5 separate regions of the Mus musculus genome follow, and all the other regions are linked to region 1. Evidence: chromatin loops called from intact Hi-C (ENCODE). Cell type or tissue: left cerebral cortex. All regions are shown on one strand. Links, peaks and the distances in the headings refer to the core of each region. The heading gives the core; the rest is flanking DNA.

The links. Peaks named below come from ENCODE experiments on the same cell type or tissue, not always from the same donor. Only the 100,000 strongest peaks of a DNase experiment are listed, where the experiment ranks them.
Region 2: a loop joins it to region 1, with 5 times the contacts of the local background. A loop is called at or near these places in 4 of 42 quality-filtered maps.
Region 3: a loop joins it to region 1, with 2.7 times the contacts of the local background. A loop is called at or near these places in 2 of 42 quality-filtered maps.
Region 4: a loop joins it to region 1, with 3 times the contacts of the local background. A loop is called at or near these places in 2 of 42 quality-filtered maps.
Region 5: it touches region 1 in a loop (8-fold over the local background); 13 of 42 quality-filtered maps call a loop at or near these places.

What each region holds. Positions count from the first base shown.
Region 1 is chr6:43,293,675-43,300,150 of GRCm38, reverse strand. No RefSeq gene overlaps it. Among named protein-coding and RNA genes, the nearest start is that of Nobox, 13 kb to the left of the region's middle. In left cerebral cortex, for the core only: a CTCF peak has its summit at 2,782 (motif pointing right); DNase peaks (open chromatin) are centred at 2,788, 3,157, 3,647, 3,792 and 1 more place; H3K27ac peaks cover 935 bases.
Region 2 is chr6:42,864,402-42,870,877 of GRCm38, reverse strand. No RefSeq gene overlaps it. Among named protein-coding and RNA genes, the nearest start is that of Olfr448, 29 kb to the left of the region's middle. RefSeq lists a cis regulatory region at 680-1,171 and an enhancer at 336-1,237. In left cerebral cortex, for the core only: no CTCF peak of the experiment used is centred there; a DNase peak (open chromatin) is centred at 2,946.
Region 3 is chr6:43,075,492-43,081,967 of GRCm38, reverse strand. No RefSeq gene overlaps it. Among named protein-coding and RNA genes, the nearest start is that of Gm34905, 11 kb to the right of the region's middle. In left cerebral cortex, for the core only: a CTCF peak has its summit at 3,016 (motif pointing right); a DNase peak (open chromatin) is centred at 3,031.
Region 4 is chr6:42,224,499-42,230,974 of GRCm38, reverse strand. No RefSeq gene overlaps it. Among named protein-coding and RNA genes, the nearest start is that of Tas2r144, 12 kb to the right of the region's middle. In left cerebral cortex, for the core only: a CTCF peak has its summit at 3,531 (motif pointing left); a DNase peak (open chromatin) is centred at 3,532.
Region 5 is chr6:43,018,398-43,024,873 of GRCm38, reverse strand. All of the region lies in intron 1 of Gm34905 (a long non-coding RNA gene), which reads left to right. Among named protein-coding and RNA genes, the nearest start is that of Gm34905, 46 kb to the left of the region's middle. In left cerebral cortex, for the core only: a CTCF peak has its summit at 2,730 (motif pointing left); a DNase peak (open chromatin) is centred at 2,706.

The DNA.
Region 1 (6,476 bases), core at 833-5,832:
TATTATATATGTATATAATCTATATAATATATGTATATACAATAAGCATATTTGTTTTCTTAAAGAATATATATATATATTGGTCACATATATATCCCATAATATATGTATTTCACACCATGTGGTTGCTGGGAATTGAACTCAGTACCTCTGGAAGAGCAGTCAGTGCTCTTAACCACTGAACCATCTCTATAGCCCCTAGAGTACAGTTTTGTTTTCTATGTTTTGCAAGTGAGGCACCACAGGAATAAACTAACTCTGTGAGCACTGGGGAGTGTGTGACATCCTCAAAAGCTCTGCATTCTGCAGGCATGCTGGAATCACTTTGCTCAGCCCTCACATGGCTTGGGCTCCAGGTCCCTTGTCTCTTGCCAGGTGAATGTGAGCTACTAACATTCCTCTGAGTAATGATAGTGATGTGAGGTCTGGACCTTACCTCTGCTAAAGGGGCCAGGGATGCTTATTGAAGACTATCTAACAGGATCTCTGCTAATGGTTTTTCTAGTGAAAACCATTAGTGTGGTGTTTTGTTTAGCCCTAGAGCACATTTATATTCTTGACCACTACAGCCTCCAGGATATTTTAATAAAAGATGCTTTGAGTCCAGTGCACTGCTAATTTGTACTTGGAGAAATAACAGCTTAAATCTAAATACATTGGGATTTATATCACCCATTCAGCTTTGTTTGGTTAGTTTTAACTCTTTATGATTTTGTTAAGATGTTTTGAAATTCTTACTGAATATCATCTGGCTTAGAGATTTTATCCTATTTGAAAATTGGGTCAGTATATTTAGGATATTTATATTTCAACCATTGCTAAATTAATAAGCAGGATCACAGGGATATGTAAGATATTTTGACATTCCCTTGGAAAATAATCTATTAATGGCAATAAAGAGTTAAGCTAGCCATGAATCCTCAACTGTACTATCATCCAAAGCTGTCCTTTGCTATCTCCTACAATAACATCTTTCAGAAGAATACTTTTAGTGACCCAATAAGATCAACATATTTTCTGTAGTGCAACCAGACAAGTTATTTCTCCTGTCAACCTAACTACTAACAAATGCTGTATACTTAGGGGACACCTACTGTCTTTTATGCCTCATAAGAACATTGTAGTGGTTTGAATGGCTCCCATAGGTTCATATGAATGAAGTACATTCTGGGTTTGTATTACCTCATTTAACAGAATACTTTCTAGTTCTATTCATTTTCTCTGGAAGTTTCAGTTCTGTTTCACACATGAAATAACTTCCATTATATATAGACACCATGTTTTCATTTTCCATTCTCCGTCAACAGACATCCATGTCCTTGCTGTGAACAATGCAGCCATAAGCATGGATGTGCAGGTGTCTCTATGGTAATACTCAGAATCTTTAGGATATGTGTGGAAAGTGGTATAGTTGAGTTTTAGGGTAGTTCCATTTATTTTGTGTTTTTTAAAGTTCCATACTGACTTCCATAATGGCTGCACTGGGTTCCACTCCCACCAGTAGCAGACAGAGATTTGTCCTTCCACACATCCTTACCATTTGTTGTTATTTGATTTCTTGGTTTGGAATGGTTTTTAAAAACTTCAGAAATCTTTTATAGAAGTCTATAATTGTAACCTCCCCCCACTCAGATCAGGTTTCTCTGTTAGCAAGAAGAGAGCATGGGGTGGAGCCTGCCGCCCTATCTTTCACTCCCACTGCTGGAGCCTGCTGCCTTGCTGTTCCGGAGCCAAACACGTGGTCACCTGCAACTGTACTCCAGGATGATTTGGTGGGAATGGGCCCCTTCCCCTGCTTCATAACCCAGTGTCGGGAATAGTAAAATCGAACCTTGATCCGACCGTTGCCTTGGTTCCATCTTTATCGCGCTGCCTAGCCCCCCACCCCTCTTCTCTTCCAGATTCCAAGATGCCTTTCCAGACTAGAACCCTGACATGTAAGCCGCTGGCCGGCCGCAACATATAATAACTTTATTTTCATGAAAATCAGCTCTATAGAAATTAGTATCTATCGCTCTATTAGGTCACAGGGATTCTCTCCTGTCTGTACTAGAATAGCGATGGAATTATTGAACCCAGCTCTGACGCCAGGTTTGGGCTCAAAGGTTGTTTTTTATTTGTTTTACTTTTCATAAGCCAGCAATTCTCAACCTTCCTAATGCCACAGCCCTAAAGTGTGCCCACATGATGCTGACCCCAACCATAAAACTATTTTCATTGCTATTTCACAACTTCATACTTTTTTTGGAGATAGAGGTTTGCTAAAAGGATCGCGACCCACAGGTTGAGAACAGCTGACTTAAACCTGCTAATTTCAACGGCGCTTTCCTTTCCTAGACCAAAGAGGCTTAAATAAGAATCAAGGCTTTAAGCTATTTTGGTTGCCATGGTGACCACTTTGGAAGCTACACTTATCCAGCACTGTTCTTTCCTAGCTTCCATAGTTAGACCCCTGAGCACCCTCCTTTGGAAAGTTCTTGCACTTCTAGATCACTCTTGCTTATTGTTTTTCCTTATTGGGAGTCAAGTTTCTGCATGCTGGAGAGCTCACTGCCCCCTCTAGGGCAGTTCACCTAGACCTCTAGGCCATCATACTCCAGCCTTACCCCAACATCACCTGCCCAGTCATCCCCTGATTGACATCTTCTTCTGGCAGTGCAACTTCGGCTCCTCAGCACTTTGCTATTATCCAGAGCAGCACCCTGCCTGTAAACATCAGAGACATATTAATAAAGTAAAAATATAAGCCAGCACTGCTGTTTAACTTCCTTACAGCTTTTTTCCACTAGATGGCAATGCATCACCATTTTCTTTGTGATCCTAGAATTTCTGGTCGTTTAAGTCAGAAAGCCTTTGGGATAATTGCTCGGTACTTTCCCTTAAATGCCCCAGGACCCTATTCTATCCAAGACTTAGTTATCAAAGGCATTTGGGTTTCAGTTTGGCTTTTTCAGGTAAATAGCAAAATCAGCTTAGCAACAAATGAATTTTTTTTAAGGCTAGACAAGCTGTATTTTAGGAGTCTGGTATTTTTATCTACTCAGCCAGGCATCCCCATAGCTCTCAGCTCAGGATATGTGTCACAAAAAGCATCATAATTCAGAGACCCCAGAGTCTGCTTCAGTGTCTACTTGGCCTCTTGCATACCAGGCTTCTGAACAGTCCTATGTTCATTGCTAACATTCCCCAGCCACCTTTCTGCTCCTCTCTGATTCCACCCCCTACAGGGTTTTGCAGGCTGACAGGCTTGTGCATCCCTCCATGCAGGCTCCCGTTTTCCTGCATGTGTGCGTGCGTGTACATGTGTGTGTGTTTTCTTCTAGAAGTTGTAAAGCCGTTTGATTCCTTTATTTTCTTGTCAGCTGAATATTTCATGTTGCTTATGTAACTCACAACACTGAATAGACTCCAAATGCTGTCTTAACTATGATCTGATTAATGGAATATGGGATGGAACCAGGTTACAAAAGTCAATTTAACTGGAGTCTTAAATGGCTGTGGTTACTTAGAAATAAATTTGATTCCTCTGAAGGGAGGCTTTTCTCTGCTTACCCAGAAGTGCTGCTTGCTTGAGCCAGGGGGACACTGAAGGAGATGTAGTTTTTACATTTGAGGCTTAGTGTATGCTGCTCTGTCTGTCATAAATACCTTTCTATTTGGATTCCATAACAACACCCTGAGAAATCAGGGCAGGCATATTTGTTCCTGCAGTTAAGAGGAATTTATAGGCACCAAATGTACTTGATGGATACAAAGATGAATAAAATGTCTCCCTAGCTTCCTGGGAACTGCTAGTCTCATTGGACAGTCTGAAAGACCCAGAAGACAAGGTACAACACAGGGAACAATGCTGAGCAGGCCTGTGTGGGGCTTTCCATGAGAGCAAAGTGAGCAGGAACACTGCTGAGGAGTAGTTCTGTCTGCTGGGGCAGCCTCAAGAAAGCTTTGAGCATACTTATAGAGCAGCTATGACAGGAAGAGCAAGCTCTAGATAAGCAAGGCAGAAAAGGCAGTTGTCTCAGCTGAAGCAGGCACAAGATCACTGATATTGGATGACGACCAGGGAGCTCGGGGTGGTGCGTGTGTCAGACCAGCTGGTTGAAGGCTGTGAGGGAGCCGAAGCTGCTGGTGGGGGCTGGGGGTGGGGCGGACAGGGAGGGGCTTTGCATCCTAGGTCCAGGCATTCAGACTGTACTCTTTGCACAAACACAGGCACTGGCTGTTTTAACATATGGGCATGCCTGTGTCTGATCTGTGCTTTCAGAAAAGAAATGGACAGTGAGATCAGCAGAGATGTAGAGGGAAGTTATAAGGATTCAGTCCAGAGGGACTGAACTAGCCTCAGAGATAACTAGTGCAGGCAAGGGAAGAGGCTGAAGAGGCAGTAGACCTGGGGAATGCTAAGGCTTGAATCATTGCAACATGGTAGGGAATTAATTAAAGGGAATGAGGAGAAGGGGGAAAAATAGCTTTGTAAGTAAAAGCTGCTATGATGAGAAAAGAATGGAGATACGGCAAATTTGCATGAGTGCAGATACTTTGTGTTTGCTAAGGCTGAGTTCATATGTGAAGGAAAAAAAAAAAACATGGAATCGGGGTTAGAAAGGTGAGAACCAAAGAACTTGGACTTGTGTGAGGTGGACAGAAAGTATAGTTGAGGTCAGGAGATCACACAATTTTGTCCATCACAGCAAGTAGTGAGAAGAAAAGTCATCCTGAGATGGACTCACAGTTTTTGCTCTGGGAACATCTTGGAGAAGGAGACTAGGACCGTGGACTGCTATTGAGATTGTGTAGTAATAGGTAGCTTTAGGGCAGAGGTATTAAGAGCTGGAAGAGATGCTGGGTTGAACATGATTCAGAAGGGGCTGGAGAGATGGTTCAGTGTTTGGGAGCACCTGCTGCTCTTACAGAGGACCTGGGTTCAATTCCAAGCACAAACACAGCAGCTCACAACTGTAACCTCAGTTCCAGGGGACCTGACACCTTCACACAGACATACATGCAGGCAAAATATTAATTTCCAAAAAAATAAAAATAAATATATTATATATAGAAACAGAAAATGGTCTAGAGCTCACTGAGAGCTGAAGGTCACAGAGAAGTCAGCCTAGTGAATGTACAAATCAGGGCATGAGTATCCTGAGTTACAGAAGAGAGAACGTGCAATTTATCTCCAAAAATCACCTTAGCCAAACCTGCATTGATATCCTATAATTTTAGTTTACTCTCCAAATGCAGATAGCAGGATCTTGCTTCATTAATGCCAACCACTTTAAATTTGGAGTTTTCTTAGAAAAAATGCCATCATCCATAGCCTGCCCTGATTTGTGTATTTATGTGTTTTATAAGACTGTGGGGAGCGGAAATGACTCATGGACTTTACCTAGAAATTGGGTCTCAAATGAAATGGTAATGGTAATGATAAATAATGTATTTAGTATGCATTGTGTAACTAGCTCTCTGATGAGTAATTTCATTGGAAAGCAACCTTGTAAGGAGTATGTATGTGCTAGGTGAAAATGTGGAGCTCAAATGGAGGGACTACTCCAAATTGTAAGAATAGGTTTCAGACAGGCTTCCCATGTCATGAGATGTACACATCAATAACTGAGGGCTATTGAGATTTAGGGAGTATAAAAATGAATCTAAACCATAACAGAAGTGGAATCAAGTCCTTCAGTAAGGCCCAGATCTCTTGTCTCTCAAAGATGTAAATATTCAGTCCTGCTGTTAGTCTTAAATAAAAAACAAGATTATTTGGATAGAGAGGAGGGAGATGTGAAGGGGACAGGAAGGCTGTACCCTCCCAAACCAGGAAGAGAATGAGAGAAAAACAAACCCACCAACAACAACAGACAAACCCAGGCAGAGGAGAGAGTGAGCATATGTGTAAGGGTTGGGCGTTAGGGAGAAACAGAAGGACTTAGAGGGGTCCTTGTGGAATGCGTGACATCTGTTTGGGTCCACTAGTGGCAAGACTTATTAGTAACAGTTTGGAGGTGGGGAGAACATTTCAAATTTGACATCAATCTAGAATACACTTCCAGAGGAATGATGGGTGATAGGACTGGGAGTCGACAGAGCAGTGAAGTCATTCTCGTGTCCAGGGATTAATTACCACAAAATTATGTTTGTTTTGGTGGTGGAGACATGAGCAGCCAAGTATAACAACAGAATAAAAAAAATAAGACTTTCTGGCATCGGAGAAATGGCTCAGTTGGTAAACTGCTTGCTGCAAAAGCCCGAGTACCTGCATTTGATCCCCAGCATCCAAATAAAAATCCGGGGCATACCTGAAATGCCCATGGTGGGAGGGCAGAGACAGGAGAATCTCCAGAGCTCCCTGGCCAGCCACTCTAATTAGCAAGTTCAATGCTCACTGAGAGACCCTCTCTCTAGAAATAAAGTAGAGAGCAAGTGAGAAAGCACTCACAAGGGCATACAGGAGCACCTGCTCAACTGCCAATTTGCTT
Region 2 (6,476 bases), core at 1,030-6,029, 430 kb after region 1:
TTATTACCTTCTCTAAACCCCTCCCAACTCCTGTGACTCTCTTCTTTACAAATATTTTCCTCTTACTTCCATGTGTTTCCCTGCACCCACTTGAACTATAGTGTTTAATTAGGGTTGCTTTTGTAATGGGCTATTCCTAGAGCATAAATTAAGAATCAACTTCAGAAAGTTGTTTTCTGAACTCTTCACAGAAGTCATGATACTCAAGTGCTGCCATATATATATGGAAGAGAGAGAGATGAAAACTTTATTCTTCAAAGCAGCTTGAATTAAATGGTTTTTTCATCATAATATAACTAATCAATTCAAATTCCTAGCTGTTTGTTTTTTGGCCGGGGGAGGTTTGTATGTGCTTTCTTTGAGTCCTGTTATTCTAGGGATGAAGGGCTAAGCAGCTTATCCATTGAGTTGAGTGAAGCCATAGGTAGCCTGAGTCTGGGCCCAGGAACCACAAGACAGAATATATAAGGCAGATTGAAGACCTGAGCAGCATGGCAACACTCTTGATGCTTTCAGGACACTATTGAGTGGTCCAGAGCCTCAACCATGATCAAAAAACTAATTGGGATACCCTTTCCTGTAAAAGAACCATTAAATCCTGGGGTTCCTTGCCTGCCTCTTGAACTCTTCTGAGGCTGTGACTGGATCCATGGGGTTCCAGTTGAAAGGCTGCCCAGTATAACCGACTTGAGGTTCTCAGAAGTTTCCAAACCTTGGCTCTTCTGAATTTCTTGTTCTCTCCTGGCTCAGGAGCCCTTCAGAGAACTCATTAAAGACACACAGCTGGAAAGTTGCCTCTGGCATCTTAGCAAAGATGAAAAGAAAAAAAAAACTTTTTAATTGATCTCCAAGGAATAGAAACCATGGTAAGATTTAAAAAGTAAGCGTCAGGAAAACTATCTCCTTGCGGGGTTCATTAAAACTTTGCCACTGTTAATTACAAAAGCAGCATTCCCCAGGCATATTCTCAGGGGACCAGGAGTCCTTAGCCTTAGGGGAAGTCTGGCTTACTCAGCCACAGGGCATAGAGTAAGCGATTGGCCTCCCTGGGAGACTGAAGATCCCAACCTCTTATTAATGAATGAAGCTCTTCCCATTCACACACATTTATCTAAAGAATAATAAATCTGATATGTCTCCACACACTTTAAACACTGTACTAAGATCTTTCTATGCTTTCTGACCTTGTCCAAGCTGCTTTGGAAGGGCCTATGCGTAGGTAGGAAGAGCATGCCTGCCTTCAAGCTGTGCTCCCAGCAGAAAAATAATGATGCCTTGGGATCAATTGTGAATGCTAGATCTAGGAAACTTGCCTCTACTTGCTTTTCCTCTGTGAAGAGGGAGGCAATGGATGCTCAGTTTTCCATGCTCTTTTGATGTCAACAAAATGTATATAAAGGATATTAAGCTAGAATTTACTCAAGTTAGCACTATTTCACATTTGCCATCTCATGCTCCTAGCATGTGTCTACCCCAGCTGCTATTAACCAAAAGCCCAATCCTATACTTCCCTTGACATATGTCCCACTTAGGCACTTGTGAGGATGTGCTAACAAAATAGAATCTATATGAACAGGCAGGTAATGAACTGGTGCCAATTTATCCAAGTCCCCCTGTGAGCCTTTACCACAGCTCAAGGTATGGGGCATGTTTAGGTTAATATGTCACAGAGTGTGTGAAGGTCCTCTGGGAAGCAAGATAAGATTATGTGGGAGTTTCATGAAGGAAGATGTGGAAGGCTGGAAATCATAGGCAGCACAGCCCCCCCTTTGCTCTTAGGCTTCACTTCCAAAATGAAGAAGGAAGAGTACAGAATGTGGGAGGGTAGATGGACATACAGAAAAGAACTCCACCTCATGAATGTAAAATTTAAAAAAACAGAAGTGGGAAACCATAATTTACCAGCTTGCTTAATGATATATTCAAGTAGGCAATGATACTAGGAGACAGGACCCTCATAACTTCAAGGTCTTGTAGACTTTTGGTGCTATGCAAGTTCTGAAGTTCTTAGTTCTGAAGGCAGGGAGCTTTCTCTGCCTTGGTTACTCTTAATCACTAAGGCACAGAGATTGTCCTTTCCAATGGAGAAATCTGATGGAAGTCACAAACCAACACACCAACGTTTATGTTATCAGTCATGGAACATTGACATAATATGCCTGCTGGTGTACTGAGGAGGGGGATATAGTGTGGCCTGTGTAGAGTTCTCCCCTACCACAACCAAGTTACATCTTAATCTAAAATAGGAGTTATCCAAACACCAGGACGTTCTACATAACAAACAGTCTGGAATCTTCAAAGAATGGCAAGGACATAACAGACAGGGGATGTGAGGAACCTTCTAGAGGAAATGAGACTAACAAATACAAAGCTGACTGCAGAGAGCAATCCTGACGAGGTGCTGAATTGAAAATCTCAAGCAGTCACTTTTACATGCTATTGTTTTATCAATATTTAATTTCATACATGTGGCTTGTATTTGTCTATTAAGTCTAATATTTGTCCTTGGAAAATACCAGTTATATTATTCAGAGATGAAAAGATTAATGAATTACACATATTTTATTGGGTTCTACAATGTCTACAATGTCTAAATTATACTTTTTCTAAGTTTCATTTATAACTATAGGGTTTGCTGTGACTTGATATGCCAGGAGCAACATAAATAAATGACAAATAGAAATTATGTCAAAGGGTTGATACTAGAAACTAGAAAATATAGGAGAATAAGATATGAATGCTTATTTATAAATATTCACAAAATTCTATAATAATAAAAATTTAGAAAAAGAAAGAATTAATTCACTGTGACTAGCAGTTTCAGAAAAGATAGAAACTGTGCCAGATGGTGACTAAATACTTTCCCCTTAGGAACAGGAAGAATTTGAAGATGCCTGCACTATGTAAATTCAGTATGGTAATGATGGTATAGGAAGTACAATAGAACACAAAAAGAAACAGAAGGCATTTGGGTTAGAAATGAAAAAGAAGGCTGTCTCTCCCCCCAGATGCCATGATTGTGTGTTCTGCACACACTGGATAAATGACAGAGTTGATGTTTTGTCTTCTTCCTCTTTTAAGTGGGGAATCTTTTGATGCTTTGGACATTTGAAGATGTTCCCACTTACACCTACCTATTTTTGTGAGATATTTTATTGCAGGTGAAATGAAAGAACACTTGTCTAACCTAACAGGATGGTCAGATACTTTTTGCTTCTTGGTTGGTAATAAGCTAAGTATATTTTCAGGTAAAGCAACCTTCTTTTCTAGGCTTAGGTCCATTAAAGTGTGAGTAGAGGGTCTATGGAGTGAAGTGCCCTTGTCATTTGTAGTCTAGAAGTGTGAACTGTGTTTATTTAGTTTTCATGGGCTCCTGTGGATGTTTATGCTTTTTTCTGCCTTCTTTCTTTATGTGTGTCTGTGTATGCAGCTGTACATACCCATGGTTGTGTGGTCAGGGCCAGAGGAGGTCATTATATATCTTCTGTTGTCATCCTGCATTTTATCTTCTTGGCACAGGGTATCTTAACTGAACTGAAATCCCATTGTTTCAGCTGAACTGGCTGGCCCAAGAACTTGCTGGTTCCACCCGTCTGCACCTTCCAAAACTAGGGCTACAATCCTATGTAGCCATACCCAGCTTTTTTATATGCTGGGGATTTGCACTCATATCCTGCTTGCACAGAAAATACTCTTACCCACTGAATCACTTCTCCAACCCTTTTGCCTTCCTGAACACATTGTATAAATTTGTGACACTTGTCTCATCATCCTTGTCATCTAAAGCCATTTTTGATGCATCCTGCATCCAGTTAAATAGAATTGTAGATCAAGTTTTCCTGAATTTATGCATATATGAAAATTCTTCTGCCAGAGCATGACCAATACAGATGAAGATGCTCACAGTCAACCATTGGACTGAGCATGGTGACCCCAAGGGAAGAGTTAGGGGAAGGGTTGAAGGGGCTGAAGGGAATTGCAACCCCATAGGAAGAACAATACCAACTAACAAGACTTGCCAGAGCTTTCAGGGACAAAAACATCAACCAAAGAATACACATGGAAGGACCCCATGGCTCCAGCCACAGATGTAGCAGAAGATTACCTATATGGCATCAATGGGATGGGATGCCCTTGGTCCTGTGGAAGCTCGATGCTACAGCTTAGGGGAATTCTAGGGTGGTGAGATGGAGCTGAATGGGTGGGTGGGGGGAGCACCCTCATAGAGGCAGGGGCTGGGGGATGGGATAGAGGGCTTACAGAGGAGAAACCGGGAAAGGGACAATGTTTGAAATGTAAACAAATAAAATAACCAATTTAAAAAAAAGAAAGAAAGAAAATCCTTGCATCGAAGATAAAATTTTGTACTGCTGTGGTCTATTTCCTACACAATAATTTTGAATATTATTTCTAAAGTGATTAAACATGTGGCGATAATCTGTTATTTGTAGCCAGCTAGCGATCTTTGCTATGAACAGAACAGCCTGTAATGCAAAGAACTTTCTTCCCATTATTGATTCCAATTATTGATTCTTCCTTTCATTCCCATTTTCTTAAGATTCTGCTCAGTGGTGCATACATCAAAAAGTATTTTACTCTGGCTGGTGGGGACAAGAGCTATTCCTGGCATTGCATAAAGGAACACCTCCGTGTTTTTTTGCTGCAGCCCTATTAGGTTTCTTAGAGACACGTTGTTCAGTTCTCGTCTACCAGTTAAAGAAATTTGTGGTTCTTGGGAGCTCTCCTTTTTGTCCTTTTTGGCATTTCTTTTTCTGGTCCTGCTAATACTAGCCAGCCTAGCATTCCAAGAATCTGAAATTTATTTCCTGAACACATAGATTGCCAAGCCGTTTTAGTTCCTTCCACCTCTCTAAGCACCAAGCTGAAGCTATCATGGAGCAAGACCACCCATGGACTTCACTTGAATCAGAGAAATGGAAAAGATGGGTGGAATATGGACCACAAAGACAAGTCTTACCTGCACAAAAAAGTCTTTGTGGAGAAAGGCCAGAAGGAGATCATTTCCATTGTAAAAGTAATCTCCACAGATACCTTCTCCTGGCGTCTTTGAATGAGTACAGCTTAGATACACATAAAACAATGGTTTAGAAGGAAAAGTGCTTCAAATTGGGCTCTTCTGTCTTATGAACCCGTCACAGTTATTTAGAAAAATGCCATCAGCTTCAAAGATAATTGAAAGAAGTCAAAAAGTACTAGTGAACCCCATTCTCTATGGCAGCTATGTTCTACAGAGCAGCAAGTTAACAAATACCACTCAGCTTCCCCTACTGGAAAGGTATGATTAGGTTCCTACAGATCCCAGCTCAGAACATTTCATCAACTGAACAGTGTTTGCACCACGCGGTTCCTTTGCCGATGTCCTTATAAAACGAACCTGTTTCACCAGCTTGAAAACCTATCACTCTTCACAAACCTTTCAATGGCATTATGCTTGGCAAGTGTTTTTCCACTTCTTCCACAAACTTCCTCATCTTGTCACCATCCTTTATTGCAAGTTGAATGTTTTTTTTTTTTTTTTCAGGCTCTGTTCCTCTGTGGAATCTGTGCACCAGCCTGTGCCACACCAGAGGGTGTCTCATTTTCTTTTTCCAGGGAAGCATGATAACAGAATTGGTTGATTTTCAGCTTCATGGGGGGGGGGGGAGGAAGACAAGTTCAATGGCAGTCTAAAGTATATAGTGACACCAACACAAACAAACAAACAAACAAACAAGCAAATAGCTGCCTATAGAATCAGCTCATGCGTACACATTATCAAAGTGATATCCAGTGCAGAGGTCTGTGGAGGAACATCCATTGTGTGCTCTAGGACAGAATGCATCACCCAAGTTTTATATGCAGCTAATCAGTTGTCTAAACAAAAGGCATAAAGGGTGTAGAATACAATTCAATTCAGACTAACAGTCTGCCAGAAAATCTACAATGAAAAGGCCAGTAGCAAGCATTGAAAGTACATGTGTGATTATGATGACTACAGGTGTGATGATAAACATAGGGAGACTGCACATGCTAAACAAACATCCAGGAAATAGAGAAGTCAATATAAATAACAAGATTTGAGGCATAAAGAAGACAGGAGATTATGTCTTTTTTTTTTCACATCCAGAGGTCAAAGTATCTCACTTGGATCTGGAAATCTGACTTAAAGATCTGAGGGGTACATTTACTTGATAAGACTCAGCAATGATAACATGATCAGCTAAGATCAGACGAGAGAAGAGAAAGGAGGGCAGGAAAATAAAAACACAGACAAATATCATTGCTAAAAACAGGTAACCATCTACCAGTAACAGGTAATTCAATACAATGAAACAGAACATGAAAAATGAACCACAAATAATTGTAGGCCAGGAATATCGCTTTGATAGGGTGTTTGCCCAGTATTCACACGGCCCTGATCCCCAGCACCACAGAAACAAAAGGAAATTGTTATTAGAAGAATGTGAATTATTGAG
Region 3 (6,476 bases), core at 478-5,477, 220 kb after region 1:
TGCTCTCTCTACTTAAGTATTTTATGTTGAACATTTTTAGAATAATAATGAAAGTCATGACCTCAGTGTCTAGGAAGTTGATAAAATAACACAGTATCATCATGTTTGTGGATAACTTTTCATTTCTTCTATTTCAGGAGCCACTGGGGATATTGTGATGACTCAGGCTGCACCCTCTGTACCTGCCAATCCTGGAGAGTCAGTATCCATCTCCTGCAGGTCTAGTAAGAGTCTCCTGCACAGTAGTGGCAACACTTACTTGTATTGGTTCCTGCAGAGGCCAGGCCAGTCTCCTCAGCTCCTGATATATTATATCTCCAACCTTGCCTCAGGAGTCCCAGACAGGTTCAGTGGCAGTGGGTCAGGAACTGATTTCACACTGAGAATCAGTAGAGTGGAGGCTGAGGATGTGGGTGTTTATTACTGTATGCAAGGTCTAGAATATCCTCTCACAGTGATGCAGCCCTGAACAAAAACCTCACTACCTGAGGTGACAAAGCTGCCTGGTTTGTTCCTTGTGTGGATGTATCATGATGTAGTCAACATGGCAAATTGAAGCCATTCTTAAGAGACACTTGTTTTCTCTAACTTTCAGCTATGGAAACAATGAATCCCTAGGAAATGGGGCTTTCCATAAGAGTTCATGCTGGTAGAAGGAGAAGCAGCATCTTCTCTGCAGGGGATGTCACTCAGTGTCTTGCACGATGATAGAAACAAGTGCACCCACTTACTTCAGTGGTAGTCAGGACCACACCTTGACCAGGGCTGCTTCAATGTGGCACTATGTTTAATCTTCAATCTCCTTTCAGGACTGCACGATTCTGGTAGTTTTCTGGATGCATCCCCCCCCCCCCTATTTTTCAGTGTGACCACGTTGAATAAAATTTTCTTCTTCTGGATTTTACTTTCACGTTGGATTATTGAGGACATGTGATTCTATGTTATGTAGCAATGGGAGATTGTCTGAGACTTTGTAAGATGACAATGTTGAAAGATCCTCCCCCATCACAGGTTTCTGGAATGTCCCAGAGATACCCCCACCCCTCTGTGCCCACCAGATGCATATTTCCATTCATTCTTCTGGCCCTCTGGCAATCTCTCCTGTCTCTCCCCACACCTGATTCTGAACACCCCCCCATTCCCTTCCGCACACACCCTCTTTCATCCAATTCCCTCCCTCCATCTACCTCCTCTAACTATTTTATTCCTCCTTCTAAATGAGATTAAAGCAACCCCACTTGGTTCTTCCTTCTTGATTAGCTTCTTTGGACATGTAGAATATAATGTGGGTATACTGCTCTTTATGGCTAATGTCCACTTATATGTGAGTACATTCTTTGTATTCATTTTTGAGTCTTGATTACCTCACTCAGGATGATACTTTCTAGTTTCATCTATTTACCTACACAATCCTTTATGTCCTTGTTTTAAATAGCTCTCTTGTGTAAATGAACCACATTTTCTGTATCCTTTCTTTGGGTGAGGTTCATCTAGGTTGTTTCCAGTTTCTGGCCATTATATATAAAACTGCTATGAACATAGTGCAGCATTTTTTCTTGTGGTATGGTGGAACATTTTTTGTGTGTGTGCCCAGGAGGGAGTGTATTTGGGTGTTCAGGTAGAACTATTGGTAATTTTCTGAGAAACTGCCAGATTGGTTTCCAGAGTGGCTATACAGGTTTCAATCACAGCAATCCCTTGCTCTACATCCTCACCATCATGTGTTGTAGGTTGAGTTTTTGATCTTAGCTGTGGGGAAAAAATGGGGTCCTGCATCTGGTCGGGCTAGGGCCACAGGGTGAGGTAGAGAAGGAAACTTTGACTTTGCACAGCCCCACAGAACCGCCTGGTGGGCGTTGGACTGTGAGAAGCTGTGGGATCCTGCTCCAAGGGTGGGAAAAGGCACTGTTTGGGGTCCCTGTGGAACTGCGGAGTCAGGCTCCATCTCTCCAGCACCACAAACCCTGCTGGGCACCGTGGAAGAGCCGGTTCTGGGGTCCCTGGGCCACTTGGAGGCCAGGGACATCAAGTTCTCACTCTTGGACATCCCAGACGCTGCTGTATGTCATGGAAGAGCTGAGATCAAAGAGGGAACCCTCTGGCGGACTCTGGTCCATGGGCTGAAGGGAAAAGGGTTGAAACAGAGCTCTGGCAGGTTACCATGGGGAGGAGAGAGTCTGGTTAGCTCAGGCAGCTTGCTCTGCAGGTGGCTTGGGTTGGTGGCAACCATTGCTGGAATGTAGGGAGGCCTCCAGTCAGGAGATTAGATTCACAGCTCTTGAGAGGAAGATCTGCTCCATTGCTTTAGCACTGGGGATCCAGATAAAGGTTCATGGTTTTAAGGCATTTATTGTAGAAAGGCAGAGAGAGTAAGAAATGTTTAGAAGTAGAGGGTGGCCATAGCCACATGGAGAGAGGGTCGAAGGGAGGGTGAGACCATGCAGGCTTAATTACTATTGGTCTGGAATATAGCTTGAGATCAGACATGGTGATATCTCCAGAAGTTCTTTTATTGTTCATGATTGTTTTAACTGTACTGGATTCTCGCTTTTTCATCTGAAGTTGAGAACTGGTTTTTCAAGGTCTGTTAAATAATTGTGTTAGGTCCTTCCTACAAAAGAGGCAGGAACAAAGATAGAGATGGAGGCTATGGTTAACCAATGACTGCCCCAAACTGAGACACGTTCTATGGGCAATAACCAATCATTGACACTCTTATATAATTCTGTTATGCTTGTAGACAGGAACCTAGCATAACTGTCCTTTGAGAGGCTCCACCCAGCTTCCATTGGAAAGAAACTCACAGCTGAATATTAGATGGAGCTCAGTGAGACTTATAAAAGAGTCATTGTGGTTCATTTAAATATTGTTTTGATTTTATTTCTGCACATTCCTTGGGTTTGAGTATTAAGTATGTATATTTTTAGTATGAATTTTCTAATTAGCACAAATTGCTTTACAATCATTCCATTCTTGATTTATCCAAAAGGTGCAAGAAGAGTCCGATTGCAATTTCTCCACTAGAGGGAGGCATAGCCCTCGTCTTTTTAACTAGAGAGATTGCAACTCAGCAAGTGGTTTCTGTAAGGACTTCACATAATCCTTTTTAATTTTCTATTTTCAAATTGTTATACACTCATAAGAAATTCTCAAAAACATATAGGCAGGATCTGTGCCCCTTGGACACAGCCTTCTCTTGAATTGATATCTTCAATAATAAGATAAATGAGGAAATTGAAAGAAATTTCATATGATTAATTATCTCATTTGCACTTGCCTATGTGGATGCTGTGTATTCAAGTACAGTGCCTCTAAGCATACTGGTAACAGTCTGTGTTTTCAGAACCATAATCATTTATCCACTTACACTGCTACCACAAAATTCCTTGATGTCACCACCCCTCCCGCATTCTTTACTCAAGCAAGCACTGTAGAAAAATTCTCACACAACACATACAGTTATACATTGGCTTATTTTACTGAATAGTACTTCTGAGCTGTGTGCACAAAGAACTAGCTTTTTTTTGGCTAAATGTAGAAGTCCATGGTATTGAAAAACCTCATTTTACCTGTTCACTAAGTGAGAAACATTTAAGTAGTTACTCATTTCTAGCAATTCCTGGAAGAACTTTCATTAAGCATTATTTTTACTAGTTTTTGCATAAAATGTGTTTTAATTTCTTTGTGAAGATACTCAAGACTTTTTTTTTAAAAAAAGCTGAATTATACAATAACTCTTGTTTTAGTGGTAGAATATTTTGCCAAAGTACTTTTAGTGTTATTACGTTATAGTCCTATTAACAACATCTGATTGTCCACTTAACTTGAATGCTTACAAGCAAGATGCTTTTCAATGTATAGATTTAACATGAGTTTCTATACCAACATATAATGTTTACTTTTTTTCCTTATTTCTTTGGATCTTCTCTGTATCTTATTCAGGGAACAATCAATATCAATACCTATCTTTCTACATGTCCTGACTAGACTTTATATTAATAATGGTTTGGTATTATTCATTTTGAATTTTATTGTTCCTTTTACACTCTAAATAGAAGTCCCAACAGAATACATAATTTCCATGCACTGTATTTCAGTCTGTAATCCATCACTATTTCCACCAGTTAGATTCTGTTTTTGACTTAATTTTTTGAGATCTAAACAATTAACATTTCCTCTTTGTATTTGGGATTATGTTAGCAAATCACACAAACCCAGTTTGTCTTCATTTGTATCCTCTGATCACTGGCTTTATTAGCATATTTTTGCTTTCCTGCTATTATCTGACTAAATTCTCAATTTTAGTGTTGCTATTTTTGCTACAATAAATAAGCCACTTCTGCAGTGCAGCAGGTACTAAGTTCTTGTCTCTTGGCACACTCTCTTCCATCTTTGAGAGCAAATCAAAGAGTATGATTTGTGCAGAATCTGGTTTAGGTCCATACAGTATTGGTTACTAATCTTTTTGATATTCTCTAATACCAGGAAATGCCCATCTTAATTCAGGTTATATTGATCAGAAGAGTTTTTACTTGGTGAGCTATTGGATCATGGGGTACCAACTTGTGCTCTTAAGAAACTTTAGAAAAATGATTTTCTTTAACCAATCAGAATTTTTTGAATGAATTAAAGATCTAATGGTTTCCTCTCTGTATAAGCAACATATCTCTGAATATGCAACAGCATATTCACTGATAGCAGGTTATTCTTTTATATTAGCCCAATATATCTTTGAAATATATCATTCAAAATAGAGACTCCCTACATTAATGTCATGTATAATTTTAAATCTTTAAATAGAAATTATTTTCTGGAGACATATAAGTGGTTTGACCTCAGGTGTCTGGGGACAGCAGTCTTGTGCTAAGTGCTCAGATGAGTTAAGTCTTGTAGCTGTGCCCAGTGGTAACTGGCTCCCAATGATTTCCATGCTCTTACTGAACAGCCTTGGGGACTTCTTCATGTACCAGTCACACCATGTGCCATTGTCATTACAGACAGGACTCAGCATGGACATGAGGGCCCCTGCCTTGTTTCTTGGCATCTTGTTGCTCTGGTTTCCAGGTAAAATGAACTAAAATGTGAATTTCACTGTGATTCGTGCTGACTGGCATTTTGGGGGACGTGCTCTTTTATCATGCTTACCTATGTAGATATTCATTATGTCTCCACTCCTAGGTGCCAGATGTGACATCCAGATGACCCAGTCTCCATCCTCCATGTCTGCCTCTCTGAGAGAAAGAGTCAGTCTCACTTGCCAGGCAAGTCAGGGCATTAACGGTAATTTACACTGGTTTCAGCAGAAGTCAGGTGGAACTCTTAAACACCTGATCTACTCCACATCCAATTTAGATTCTGGTGTTCCATCAAGGTTCAGTGGCAGTGGGTCTGGGTCAGATTATTCTCTCACCATCAGCAGCCTGGAGTCTGAAGATTTTGCAGTCTATTACTGTCTACAGTATGATGAATATCCTTCCACAGTGATACAAGTCATAACATAAATCCCCCATGGAAGCAGAAGTGAGAGGATGGGTTGCCCCAACTGCTCCGCTTCATGAGTCACCACTGCAACTCTCTCTCAGATGTCACAGGACTTTTAGTAAAGATCATGGATAGTCATTAGTTTTGGTAGAAGAAACTAAATGGTTCTCTCTGTACCCCATCTTTCTTCTTCTTCATCTCTATCAAGACAGAGTACCAAATGCCTTTTCTACCTTAACAGAGGATACAGTCACTACATACGAGTAGTTATATCTTCAGCTGAGACTCATAGAGAACAGAAGAAACTTCTGTAGACTTTCCAAGCACACATTATTTAAATACAAAACATTAGTTTCTAAATCTTAGTATTTAAGGAGTAAAGAAATATTACCTAGAGAAACTGAGAGTAGAGAGGATTCTCAGTTTTTGGTTTTTACATAAAAGCTAGACCCCATATGTCAGTGAAAGGGAAGGTTGCCTGATCATAATTGTTTGCAGTTTGTGCTGATGCTCCCAGCTGTCTGCAACAATTCACATAAGACTCTTCTGGCTCTTATGTCCACAGCTCTGCTTACAAGAATCAAACATCATTAAACCACACTCATAATGACTTTTAATCCTACTGTATAAAGTAGAATTCAGATTTGACAAGGAGGGCTTTGGTGGGGAGGCAGGGACTCCCTGGAAAAGAAAAATTGAATAGCTTTTGTGGTTGGATTCCAGGCAGGCAGGAAATGGAACAGGAAGGATCAGGTTGGAGAGGGTGAGATGTAGGGAAAGGGTTCAGGTATAGACTATTAGAAAAGGCAATTATTTAGGGGATAATGTGGGCATTTAGTGCAGTGGGGACTCCTGGGATCCTATGAAGGTGACCCTAGCAAGGACTCCTAGAAAAGAAGGATACAGAGCTTGAACCAAGCATCTTCTCTAACTAGGCAAGGCTTCCAGTGGTGGGATTGGGACATCAATCTTAGAAAATAACATTTAACCTACAA
Region 4 (6,476 bases), core at 816-5,815, 1.1 Mb after region 1:
AGACAAAACTGTGACCCTAACTTGTGCCCCAAATGGTTCTTTTCCAGAATTCCTTTGTGAATCTCCTGACTAGGTACAATTTTCTTTTGTGACTTTGTGTTATCTCTGCATTCTCTTATCACTGGCCTTATTATATCATAGCGGACTATGTAGCCCAGCTTGGCTTCAAATTAATGCTTTGATGATGTTGGGTGAATGGTGGGAATGACAGGGTGTATATCACGCCTGGCCATTCCTTTTGTTTTGTTGTTTAAGCAAAGAGCTTATTTTTCTTTTCATTTTTGAGCCTGTGCTTTTTATTATTATTATTATTATTATTATTGTAATAATAAAACTTAACACTTTGGAGCCAGGAACTTTTAAAAATTAGTTCTTTGAGAGTTTGTATGTTTTGATCATATTCATCTTTCCCCCAACTTTTCCCCAGATCCATTGCCCTTTCCTTATTTAGCCAACATTTTGTCCTTTAAAAGTAAAACTTCAAGCCCAATTCATGATGCCTAAATATTCTTGGCTGTGTGGTTGTTCTTCACTTGTGATCAACTTACCAGTGGCTACAATACTTTCTTAGAGAAAACTGTCTCTCCTTCCAGCAGCTAACAATAGCCAGTAGGCCAGGGACTTTTTATAATTTATAGTAACCCAACTGGTCCTTGACAACAGTTTCATAGAAGAGTTACAACGCAAAGCTCTCATTTTAAAGTTAAAAAAAAACAGATTTAGGAAAAGGTTAGAGAGACTTTCTCCTGCAAGGTGACAGAGCAAGTTGGTGGCAGAGCCAGGACTTGAACTCAAGTGGTCCTTTGCTCTTGAAGCCAGGCTTTTAAGTTCTGTAGTATTTTATGTCCTGGGTGCTGGTGTGTGTCTCATAGGTTCACATAGTGTGTCTCATTGTTGTGGTGAATATTAACCTTGGGCCTAACTATTACCTTCTTTAATGTATAGGGTCATGTTGCACCTGATGCGCTTTTTATAATCATAAATGGTTGTACTACAGATCTGGCTTTTCCTTTTATGTCCTTCACTCCACACTGTCTACATGGCTATCAACATGCTGAGTTAATCACTTCAGACTCCTACATGCCTTACCCTGGTTATCTACCACACCTTGTTGACCCATTCTCCCCATTGGGGATATGTGGACTCATGACGTCAATGACACCAGGAGACCTTATCTGTGTCCCTTTATAAACTGGTGGCAGAACTTCTCCTGGAACCCTCCCCGGGGTGGATCTCTGAGTCAAAGGGCATGTGAGTGCTTTATTTCACCAGGTGTGTGCATCGAGAATGACAACGCAGTCTGGCACTCCAGCCAGCAGCAGCAGCAGCAGTAGCAGAATCCTCCCTTTTGACATTCTCATCAGTGTTTGCTAAATTTTTATTGTTTTGAGACATGTTAAGTGTTGTGATAGTCTCCTTATCTCTAAGACCCCCCAGTGGATTGTTGCAACAAAAAAAAAATGGCACTGAACTTTATACATACTATGTTTTTTCTACTGTAAAGTTTAGTTTGTAAAAGTGGCATAGAAGAGGTTAGCAAATATTAGTGATAAAATAAAAGTTATGTGAATGTGGTCTCTCTCTCTCAAAAATCTTATGATATACCACTCACCTATCTTCTGGTGACAGGGTAACTGAAGCTGCAGAAATTAAGCTGTGGGTTCATAAAGGTAGCTAAGTCTTATTGCTGATTTAATATTCATATTTCTGGTTATTAGTGAGCATGGTTTCCTGACCCACAGGATTACCACCACCTGTAGATTGTGTGTGTGTGTGTGTGTGTGTGTGTGTGTGTGTGGGCGCACACACATGGACATGGACATTCCCTTGTAGAGTTCAGCTAGTTGTCTCTTGTTTAAAGATATAGCCAGTGACCCTTGCTGTCACTCATTGCATACTCAATGGAAATCCAATCAGTCTTTGTCTCATGCATGGCTAGAGCTTTTGAAATGTTCTTTAATAGGTCACCTCCAACTCTTTGGCTATAACTTTAACTTCATAATAATAACTTTATTATTATTAACTTTTGAGGCAGAGTTTCTATTAATCTTGGCTGGCTTCAAACTTGTTATGTAGTTGAAGATGATCTTCCTGCCTCCACTTTACAAATCCTGGGCTTACAGGTGTGCACCTCCATACCTGGTTTTATGCAGTGCCTGTGGCTAACTTCCAGGACCTTATTCATGTTAGGCAAGCACTCTACCAACTGAGTTATATCCTCGGTTTTGTTTTATAGGCTTAAAGTCTTTATTTTTTCTATCCATGTGAATTTGTGTTTGAATTAATTAAAAGCCTGGGACCTAACTTTGTCTATCTGTGAGCTATGACTCCTGTGCAGTCCCTTTAATAATCTCAGCTTTCTCACATCATTCACACTTGTCATAAATTTCTATGAGTAAATGAATCTGCTTTTTCCATAACTTCTTATGCTTATTTTGTAACTCAGCTTGCTTCAGTGTCTGATGCAGATATCGCTTCCCTTCTTCTTTTACTTCATTTTTAAAAAATTGAAACACATTTGTCAAATCTTATATTTTAATCAGTTCCACTCCCCCAACTCCTCCAAGGTCCTCCCCACCTCCCCTCCACCCAACTCCACTCTCCTTTCTGTTTAGAAAACAAACAAAACAAACAAGTTGTAACTAAAAAAACAAAACTAAAGAAAAATAAAACAGTACACATGCACACAAACAGGCAATCACATGTGAGCACACAGGAAGAAATAAGCCATAGGAACACAGAAGCAGAAACCATAATATACAAGCAAAAGGCCAGTAAGAACAAAAAAATATATATCTACAAAAAAACATTGAGTTTATTTTGTCATGGCCGTTTATTGATGAGTGTGAGGCCTGTCCTTATGTGTGGTTTGTAAACCCAGTGAAATTCCTTTGGAAAAAAAGTTAACTTTTCCTTTGTAAGTGTTGCCATTTGGAGATAGTCTCTTAGTTGTGAATGGGAGCTGATGTCCACTTACCCTCTCAGCACCAAGGGAGGATTGGTTGATGTGAATTTCTTGTTTCACTGTAGCACTGTTTGCTCTTGCTTCCTTCATCTGTGGAATGCCTGGCCTGTGTCTGATATAATATCTGGTTTACACCATTGCTCAATCTGTATCTATAAAACGATTTGAATGGATTTATGATCGCCGTTCACAGATTAGGTGGGCAATGTGATAATGGAGGACATCTTGCCTTCTTTCAGGAGAGAAGGACAGCAAAGGCCACGAAGTAGATCCCTCAGGGACAGGTGTGGCTTTGGATACATTTTTTTCCCACAGCTCACCGGGGACTAGTCATTCCGGAGCCAGAACAGCTTCTATACGAGGCCTTGAGAGATGGCCGTACAGAAGAGCCAGGATCTGGAGTTTCCGGGGAGAATTTCAAAGGAAAACACAAAAACTTTCATAGTAAAAAGTTTACAGAAAGGAAAATAAACTCCACCAGTTTAATTCGTGTATTTGAATTATGGTTTGCTCAGTGTTGAACTTGTAACAGAAAAGGTTTGTGCTAAAGAAATGACTCGATCGCCATCTAGTGGCCACGCATCCAATCGTCACCATGTTAGAAACTGCATGGAAAAAAAAAACGGTCAACAATCAATAAAGAAGTATGCAAACAATCAGTAAATCCTGTGTAAAAACGAGGAAACCAAGTCTAGGAGGAGCTGAGTATCTTGCTAACACCACAAATATTATTATGCTGGACTGAAGAAAACGTTATCTCTGGAGATGCCCTCTGTTCCTGTTTGGAAGGAAGCTAGCTCATCTCCAAAACCCACTGAACAGATCCTGCTGGTAGTTTGAATTTTGCCATGCTGAGAGTATTTACGCAACGAAATCACCAAACTACACACTGGTTAATCTCTAAAGTTAAACTTTGATCTATAAGAGAGTACTATACTAGTGGGCATCATTTCAATGTGGAATGTGGTTTGAGGAGAGGAGTCCAGAGGAGATGTGCATAGAAATGGACAGAAGAAAGAGTTGTCTATCAAGAGAGTTTATGGAAAGGGGCATGGAGAAGACACAAGGGAGGTGGTAGGAAAGAACGAATATCCATCACAGTTTAGATTTTATGGAGCTTAGTCATGTTTCCTGTAAATACTGGAATGGTGTCCCATGGCAGGGCATGATGGCACACACTTTTAATCCCAACACTCAGAACACTGAGTCAGGAGGACCCCTGTGAGACTGAAGCCAGCCTGGTCTTATAGCAAGTTCTAGTCCAGACCAGGCTACATAGTGAGAGCCTGTCTTGCCATACCCCCTGCCTCCACTCCAAGGGATAATCAAGGCTATATTAGAGACGATGTTTATATTTTTTCAGAGGAGTGTTTTGGTGCATTTCAGCTTATACTTCAAAGACTAATTTTGGGACCCAGTTCATTTTTATAGAAAGTAGAAATTTATGTGAAGTCCAAGAACCCATAAAAATCTTTAGCTTTAGAGACACAAGAGATACTGAAATATCTGAGGTATTTGAAGTATAGTATTCTCCCTCAAAAGAAAATGTACTTGTAATTTCCCTGAAAGGCCTTCACCGATCAGTTCTGGCAAAATGTTAATGGGAGCTGTAACAAAATGTCCAAGATTAACGATTTAAGGGAGGAGATAACTATTCTGGTGTGCAGTTTCAGAAGCTTCTGTCAGAGGTCACTCCATCCCATCACTGTGGGCCTATGGTGTGACAGTGTCATGGTTGAGAGAGACGTATGGAGAAGAACTCGTTTCATTGTGGTTAGAAGAAGGGTGAGTTAGAAAGGTGGAAGAGAGTGTGGAAAAGACCAGGGTCCCAAATACCCTTCAAAGACACAACTCCGTTCACTTACGGTTGTACTTCTTCCAAGCAGGACCCTTCTGGTCTGTTCAGCTATGAACTCAGCTGTGTATTTATCCATGGATTAAGCCCTCATAATACAATAATCCCTCAATTTCAGCACTGTGTAGGAATAAAATGGTTAACACCTAAGCCTTTGGGGGACACTTCAGATCCCAAGCAGCACTTATTAAATATAATACACAGTACATGAGTACAGTATGATACACAGGCAGGAGTGCAGCATCTCTTCTACTTTTCTGTATGATTGAACATATCCAAAATCAAAATTACAAAGGAGCCAATTCATCAAGCTCTTTAAGTGATTATGTTGGCTAGGGTGTATAAAGAAAAACAAAAAACCCATCAAGAGCGATCAAGAAAAGAGTGAGTTGAGATGCAGCAGAGGGCTTTCCCCCACCCTCCTGCCAGTGGACACATCTATGGCAATCAAAAGTCTCTGGAGGATTTTCAGAAGGTGATGTGAGTGTATGTAAGTTGTGTGTGTGTTTGTGTGTGTGTGTGTGAAAGTACATATGTAGTTCAAGAGCATATGGTTATATATGTTTCCCGATAATAAAGGAATGGCCTAAAAACAAACAATGTAGCAAAGGTTGTTATTGAAAGCTGTACTTCAGTGTCTTGGGTAGTACTAGGGTGACCTGTTCTCTTGGTTCACCTAGAACGGAAGGATTTGCTGATGAATTCTCCTTGATGTTGCTGCACTGTACTGTGGGCGAGGGCCCGAATTAAGGCTGGGTGAATGAAAAATGAGGTAGACTTCCAGTGGGAAAGTAAATGGTTCTCTTTGGTCAGAGGCTGCATGAGACGGCATAGAGAGCAGTTCTAGACATATAATCTCCAATGTTTCAGTTTGGACTTTGAAGCTTACTCATTGATATGTGGGGACTGATTGTCTAGACTCCAGACTCTATAGACGTTTGCCCTACTTTCTTAGAGACACTTCAGAGACCTGAAAAGTCATCTGACTTGGTGTGTGTGTGTGTGTGTGTGTGTGTGTGTGTGTGTGTGTGTGTGCCTAAACACTTTATATAGTCTATGCACACTCTGCCTACTACTTGTTGATTTCCAAAACCTTTCTCTGGGCCTTTGAATGCAGACAAATGCAGTTTCTTTCACTGCATGTGTGAGTATGGTGTGTGTCGTGCTATTCCTCTATGAAGCATGGTGAGAGAGGCATGTGTGGTTCATGGTCTTTCCTAAGAGGGCTATTGCTGCCTCTTTCCTGATGAACATTTCTGTCACTCATATCAAAGCTGCGATAGGGACCTGAATGTATCATCCACTAAATGGTTTGAATAAACCAAAGATTAATTTGCAGTTTTTGGGCTCTCCATAGGAGATGCAAATAGCAACTTTCCCTAGGGAGCGTGTGGTGTAATAGGACCCCTTTTCTGATTTGCAGCCTTGTCTGATGTGTATCTCTGAAGATGCTTAGTGAAAAATTCCCATTTCTTTCTATCTTGATCTCTTCTAGCCGATTTAATGAAATCAAGAGATTTTCTCTGAGGTCTACCCTTTCTCTGGCAAAAGTGCAAAAGGAAGGAAGGCCAGGGTTTAGAAAACATTTACCTTTCATTGAGTAGAAGTTTTAAGTGTGGCCATTCGAGGCTTAATTTACATCCCTGATCCACCCAC
Region 5 (6,476 bases), core at 695-5,694, 280 kb after region 1:
CTAGTAAGAGTTACTATAACTAATATAATTATATTAATTACGTATATATGTTATATTAGACAAAGGACACTACAGTGAAAAATAACCTGAATGCATTTTTGTCTCTTTAAAATGCAATAGAAGTAGGTGTGAATATTCAGAGATTGGAAACTCATTTGTGAAACATAAACAGGGGTGTCATAGATATTACTAGATCCCCCATTCTGTACAGTTACTATAGTTCACAGCATGCTAAGCCAGTGAGAGAGAGGTATGAAAAGAGGAAATTGAGTCAATCAAAGAAACAGATAAAAACAAAAGCAAAATTGAAATAAAGAAAATGGGGGGGGGGCATGGAGAGAAATATTTATCACCAAGAAAACAGGCTGGGAAGAAAAGAGGGATTCTGTTTGCTTCTTTTGAGATAGAGCCTTTCACTGACCTGGAACTTGGTGTGTAGGTTAGGGCTGGCTGATGAACAGGCTCCAAGGATCTGCCTGAGGTTGTTAATATGACCCCAGGCCCTCACGTTTATAAAGAAAGCACTTTACCAACTCCTCATCCCCAGTCAAAAGAGGGGCCAAGGAGCATGCTCGGTGATATGGGGTGGGAATGAGGCAGTTATGGAGATATGACTGAGTAACCTGACTTTATACTTTAAAGCACTATGTGTGTTACTCTTATGTAGACATGCCATCTCCTAAGAAGATAAGTTCCCATTGTCCTTTAAGACAGTAACAAGCAATTCAGCAGCTTAGCATGGATTATTCTCACTAAAGTTTTTAAAAGAAATATATATTATATATATCTCACATATATATATGATATATAGCACACACATATATATTACACATACACACATACAAACAAATCTGCCTCCCAACTCTGTCATCTATGCAGGTATGTGTGTGCTTGTTCATGAATATGCATATGGATGAGTGTGTACTATAAAGGATGTGGAGGTCAGCAAACAACCTTGAGTGTTGGTTCTCTGCTTGCCTCTATTTAAGAGAGTCTCAAAATTTGGAGAATTTTCCTGTCTCTGCATCTCAACTCATTATAACATTACTGAGACTGCAGACACAAACTATTGCATCTGCCTTTACTTGGTCAATAGAGATCTGAGCTCAGCTCCTCTGGATTGTTGGGCAAGCTCTTTGTGCACTGAGCTATCTCTCTAACTCTCAACCCTCACATACATACTGCACAAATCCGCAAATCCACAGTGCACTACTAGAGATCAGAGGGCAACCTAAAGGGGTAAATTCTATTTTCCTACCACTGGGTCCCAGTAATCAAACCTAGGTCCAATTCCCACCACCAGCATGGTAGTTCACAATTATCTGTAACTCCAGGAATCTGCCCTCCTCTTGTGATCTTCACTGGTGCCAGGTTCACACACGGTGCACAAACACACATAAAAGTGAACCATCATTACATGTAAAGTAAAATAATAATGAAAATAAAAATATTAAAGAAAAGTTCTCCTTGTGCTGTGGTAAGATAATACAGGAAAACATATGACCATTTGTGACAGCTGTTCTAGATGGCCCAGTGCCCTGTAAGAGGTCCTAGATGGACCAGGCATGCCTATGATACACAGACATACATGCAGAAGGATTCAGGAGGTCAGAGAACTCATACACTTAAAATAAAATTTAAAGTAATACATATACATGCACACATGTATACACATGCATACACGTACACAAAGAGACAGACAGGGATAGAGAGAGAGAGACTTTGGGGGGGTAGTTGAACTAGAAACTATTCTGAGCAGGCAAAGGATAGAACATGAAGAAGAATCTTTTATATAATACCAGAATTTAAATTTTTCTTTGAAGATGCAATTAAACACAAGCACATCTTGAACATGGCATGGACAATGAATAAGGGTTACCCCAGAGGCAGGGGAATCCCTTTTGGAGAGCTATCATCTCACAGTAAGGAGGGAGCTGAGGGGACAAGTCAGTGACAAATAGAGAAGCTGTCTCCTGGGTTTCCCTGAAGGTCTGAATGGGAGGCACAGACATTTTTGTATATAGACGTTTTGAGCAAGTTGGGTTCAAGTTCCATTTCAGATACTGGGGTTGAGGTGCCGTGTGTTACCAGAGGCATTTCCAGCATGCATGGACTTTTCTGCTTGGGAACTCACTGTATTGGGAAAATACTGAAAGAGATGCTTGGAAGTGTGTGTGTGTGTGTGTGTGTGTAAAGTAAGTGCAGAGAAACTCCCTGGAATCTACCAAGTATGACCCAGAGATGACTCCTAGTAATGGGGTATACTGAGCCTGACGCACTCTTTCTTTGGAAGAACCTTCCATTCCAGGTCAGGGTCGCGGGACAGGGGGGTCATAAGAAGTCAGGTTCAGCCTCCCCGAGCACATGGGAACCTCGGACTTGTCTGAAGAGTGCACTGCACTGGAAACTGGCATGCTCCATTCACAACTGGCCACCACGGACATTCCCTATTACTGTTTGTCTGGAACCTTCCCCTGTAACTTAAATTATCGAACAGTCAGGGTTAAGTGTTAATCTACATATTTCCAGAAATTTTGAGAATCTCACCTTTAGGGAAATGATACTGTTAAATTTTTGTACACTGAAAAAGTGTACTAAAATATATCACTAACAAATGCTTACTCTATTCAGAGAGACTTTTGCCTGTTGTAAGCTAGAAATGCCTTCGGAATCGAGCTACATCATTTCTGCAGCTAAGTATTAGCGGCCAGTTTTGGCGCCCTCTGATGGCATACATGGGTAACTGCAGCACTCCCTTGTTAAACCCATTAACATTTTTTTAAAGCCAGGATTTAAAAAAAAATTAAAAATTCTTTTAATTTAATATACGTAGAGTGGATTTCACTCAATTTTTCTTATAATATATTTTGCTAATACTTTAAAACTGGATAAAACTATATATAACTATATATATATGTATGTATATATATATATATATACATATATATACATATATATATATATATATATATATATATATATATATATATCGTCATAGAAAAATAATAATGTAAACATTCTGGAAAAATAGCATATGGTGATAATTAATGATAATTATATTTTTTCAATTATTCAAAAATGAGTAGAAACCAACTGTAATAGTATTTTATTCTATGTGTATGGGTGTTCTGCCTGTATGCATGTCTGTGTGCCCTGTGCATTTAGTGCCCACAGAGGTGGGAAGAGGGCATCAGATACACTAGGGATGAAGGATTGTGAACTGTCATGTGGGTCCTGGGAATTGAACCTGGGTCCTCTGAAAAACCAGCCAGTGCTCTTGGTCACTGAGCCACCCCTCCAGTCCTGCCCTGCCCTCTTTTAACTTCACAGTGTATTGTGAACTTTTTCTCTGTCTATAGTAAATGTATAATTGAATCACTTGTCAGTTTCTGGATAATTATCATTCAATTTTTAGATATATATCACAACATACCAATGTTTATATGTATTTTCTATAGAGCAAGTAAGTCTAGCCTTTAAAAATATCAAATTTTAGTGTTTAGTGTCTGGGGAGATTGAGTTACCATTGTTTCTGAACTAAGTCTGTGTTGTGTTTTCTTTTAGGTAGGAGCTCAGCTGGGTTCAAGAGAGAGAGGTACAGTGGCAAAGCATGGGTTTGCCGGATATGCAGACAAAGGCTGGGGGGGGGTGGGGGTTTGAAGCAGGAGGTTGGCATGGTAGCAACCTGACAGTGGGAACCTAGTGAGCTGGGTGGAGACGTTTCGGGAGCTCCAGGCAAGAGAATCTCCAGGAGATAAAATAGGTCAACCTTTGCCCGCCTGTGCATGGCCAGCCAGGCTGCCAGGGCAGAGGCACAACCGTGGGACCGCGCCAGCTCTACTCTTTAGATATTTCCTTCAACACAGACCCTGCCTTAAAAAAAAAGAAAAAAAAAAAAAAAGAAGGATGGAGGGTGATGGAGGGACCTATGTCAGTTTTTGGTGTTTGGCCTCCACATGCATGTAGAGTGCCCCCCCCCCCCCACACACACACACAGAGAGAGAGAGAGAGAGAGAGAGAGAGAGAGGAGAGAGAGGGAAAGAGAAAAAATAATATGTGCACAAAGGGTCTATACCATTCCCAGCACCTGACAGGTGCTCAGAACAATCATGTTGACGTTTGACAAAGCCATGGTCATAGAAGTGAAGTTAGTACTAAGATACCTTCTGAATGCACACCATGGAACCCCCTCTTCTTCTCAGCTGTTTCTAAGGGTTCAGCCTAGATGGACTTGGCTTTCATGAGAGTCATTTTACTGTACTGTACTGAGCTCAAGGCTAAACAAAACCCTGCATTTATCATTTATCATCAATATCTATGAAGCCAGTAGCTTGGATAAAGGTGCTAAGATTCACATTTTTTAAATGAAACTTTATTCCCTCTGCTTTGAAACAATAATGGCTCCCTCAAAAGTTTTGGTTTAGTCAACTAATGGTGACCTAGCTAGGCAGTGGTTCTCAGCCTGTGGGTCATTACCTCTTTGGTGTGGCATATCAGATATTCTGCATACCAGATATTTACCTTATGATTCATAACAGTAGTAGGATTATAGCTAGGAAGTAGCAACAAGAAAACTTAGTGGTTAGGGGTCACCACGAGATAAGGAGCTGCATTAAAGTGTTTCAAAATTCGATAGAGGGTGGGACGAGGAGTCTACCCCACTAGGCTGCTGTTCTGCACCTCACAGTTTTGAGATCCAGAGAGTGCATTGAGAGTTGTCTGTGCCATATGCTCCAAATGATCTCAGCAAATTTGATCCCAGCACTAGGGCTTAAGAAGATGCTTCTATCAAGGCCAGGTCCAACCAGGGGTCTTAAAGCAGGGAGGGACCTGAGAGACAGAATGTAAAGCAGGAGTTGGTGTCCCTGGGGACATTAGCAATCTGACCAGTTCCCAGACTGGAAGTGGTCATGTGGCTCTTGGCTTATTACCAAAGTCAGGAAGGACATTCTTTTCCATGAGGCAGAAGACTCCTGGGAGGTGGAGACTTTCAGAGGCAGCTCTTTCTTTGCTGTTTGTGTGCATGATTTCTCTTTCAGAGATGCCAGGAAGCTTCATGTACGGTTGATAAGCCATGTTAGAATGAGAGGAATTATAAACGCTCGCCATTGTCACTATGCCATCATTATTATGGTAATGCAGTCAGTAAAATATATCTGCCTCTTAAGGTCTAGTGTAATTGGATTCTGCTGAATTGATGCAATTAAAAGAATTAGGGAGCCCATTAGGTGATTTATGTTTTCTATAAAAAATTTCTCAAAATAGCAAAACAGGAAAAGATTAGGCTTCACCCATGGCTTTGCTTTCTCTAGTCTAACACTCCACCTCCTGGGGAAACACTACATAGTATTTAAGACTCCAGATAGTTTAAAAACTAAGAAGACTGTCTAGCATCAACAAATCTGTACAATTAAAAAATAAATATCCATAAATGAGAGGAGAAATTCTTACTTTATAGTTGATTTAGTAGCATTTCCCTAATAGCATTGGCTTCAAAGACATGTGTAGCATGAATGTGCCAAACATTACATAATTGCAAAGAAATTAGTCAGAAAAAAAATGATGAATGCCTTTAGGTTTGTGTCTTTGACTTGCAAACGAAAATTCAGAAGCTATTTACAGAGTTTGAAGCAATGATGTCTGGACCAGTATCTAGTATATTTAAAATTTATTTCTTAGAATTTAAATTAACTTAAATAGCTATTGACTGAAGTCATCATACATAAGAAGGATTTTAGACAGTGACTGACATAAGCATCAGTGAATTAATTTCTGTCCTGTTTTCCCTGAAGAGCTCAAGGCAAAACCCGTTTTGATGATTTGGGAATAAAAACAAATGTATGAGGGGAAAGGAAACTCAGAAGAGGAATAAAATCTAAAATCAGGTGGTGTGGCTTATGAAAACTAGTACTAGTAGATATACCATTTGTACTGGCTGGTTTTATGTCTCAACTTGACACAAGCTGGACTTATCACAGAGAAAGGAGCTTCAGTTGAGGAAATGCCTCCATGAGATCCAGCTATGGGGCATTTTCTCAATTAGTGATCAAGGGGGAAAGGCCCCTTGTGGGTGGGACCATCTCTGGGCTGGATGTCTTGGGTTCTATAAGAGAGAAGGCTGAGCAAGCCAGGGGAAGCGAGTAAAGAACATCACTCCATGGCCTCTGCATCAGCTCTTGCTTCCTGACCTGTTTGAGTTCCAGTCCTGATATCCTTTGGTGATAAACAGCAGTATGGAAGTGTAAGCTGAATAAACCCTTTCCTCCCCAACTTGCTTCTTGGTCATGATGTTTTGTCCAGGAATAGAAACCCTGACTAAGACAGAGCATTTCAGTGTATCTCTTCCCACACATTGCTAAGGCCACAGAAGTTCTCAAGATGAATCAGTAGATGGATATAAGGCAGACACTGAGTGGCATTTGGAGCTCTACAGGGATCCTCTTGGCACAGTAAGGACTTTCTGCCTAAGAGAAAGT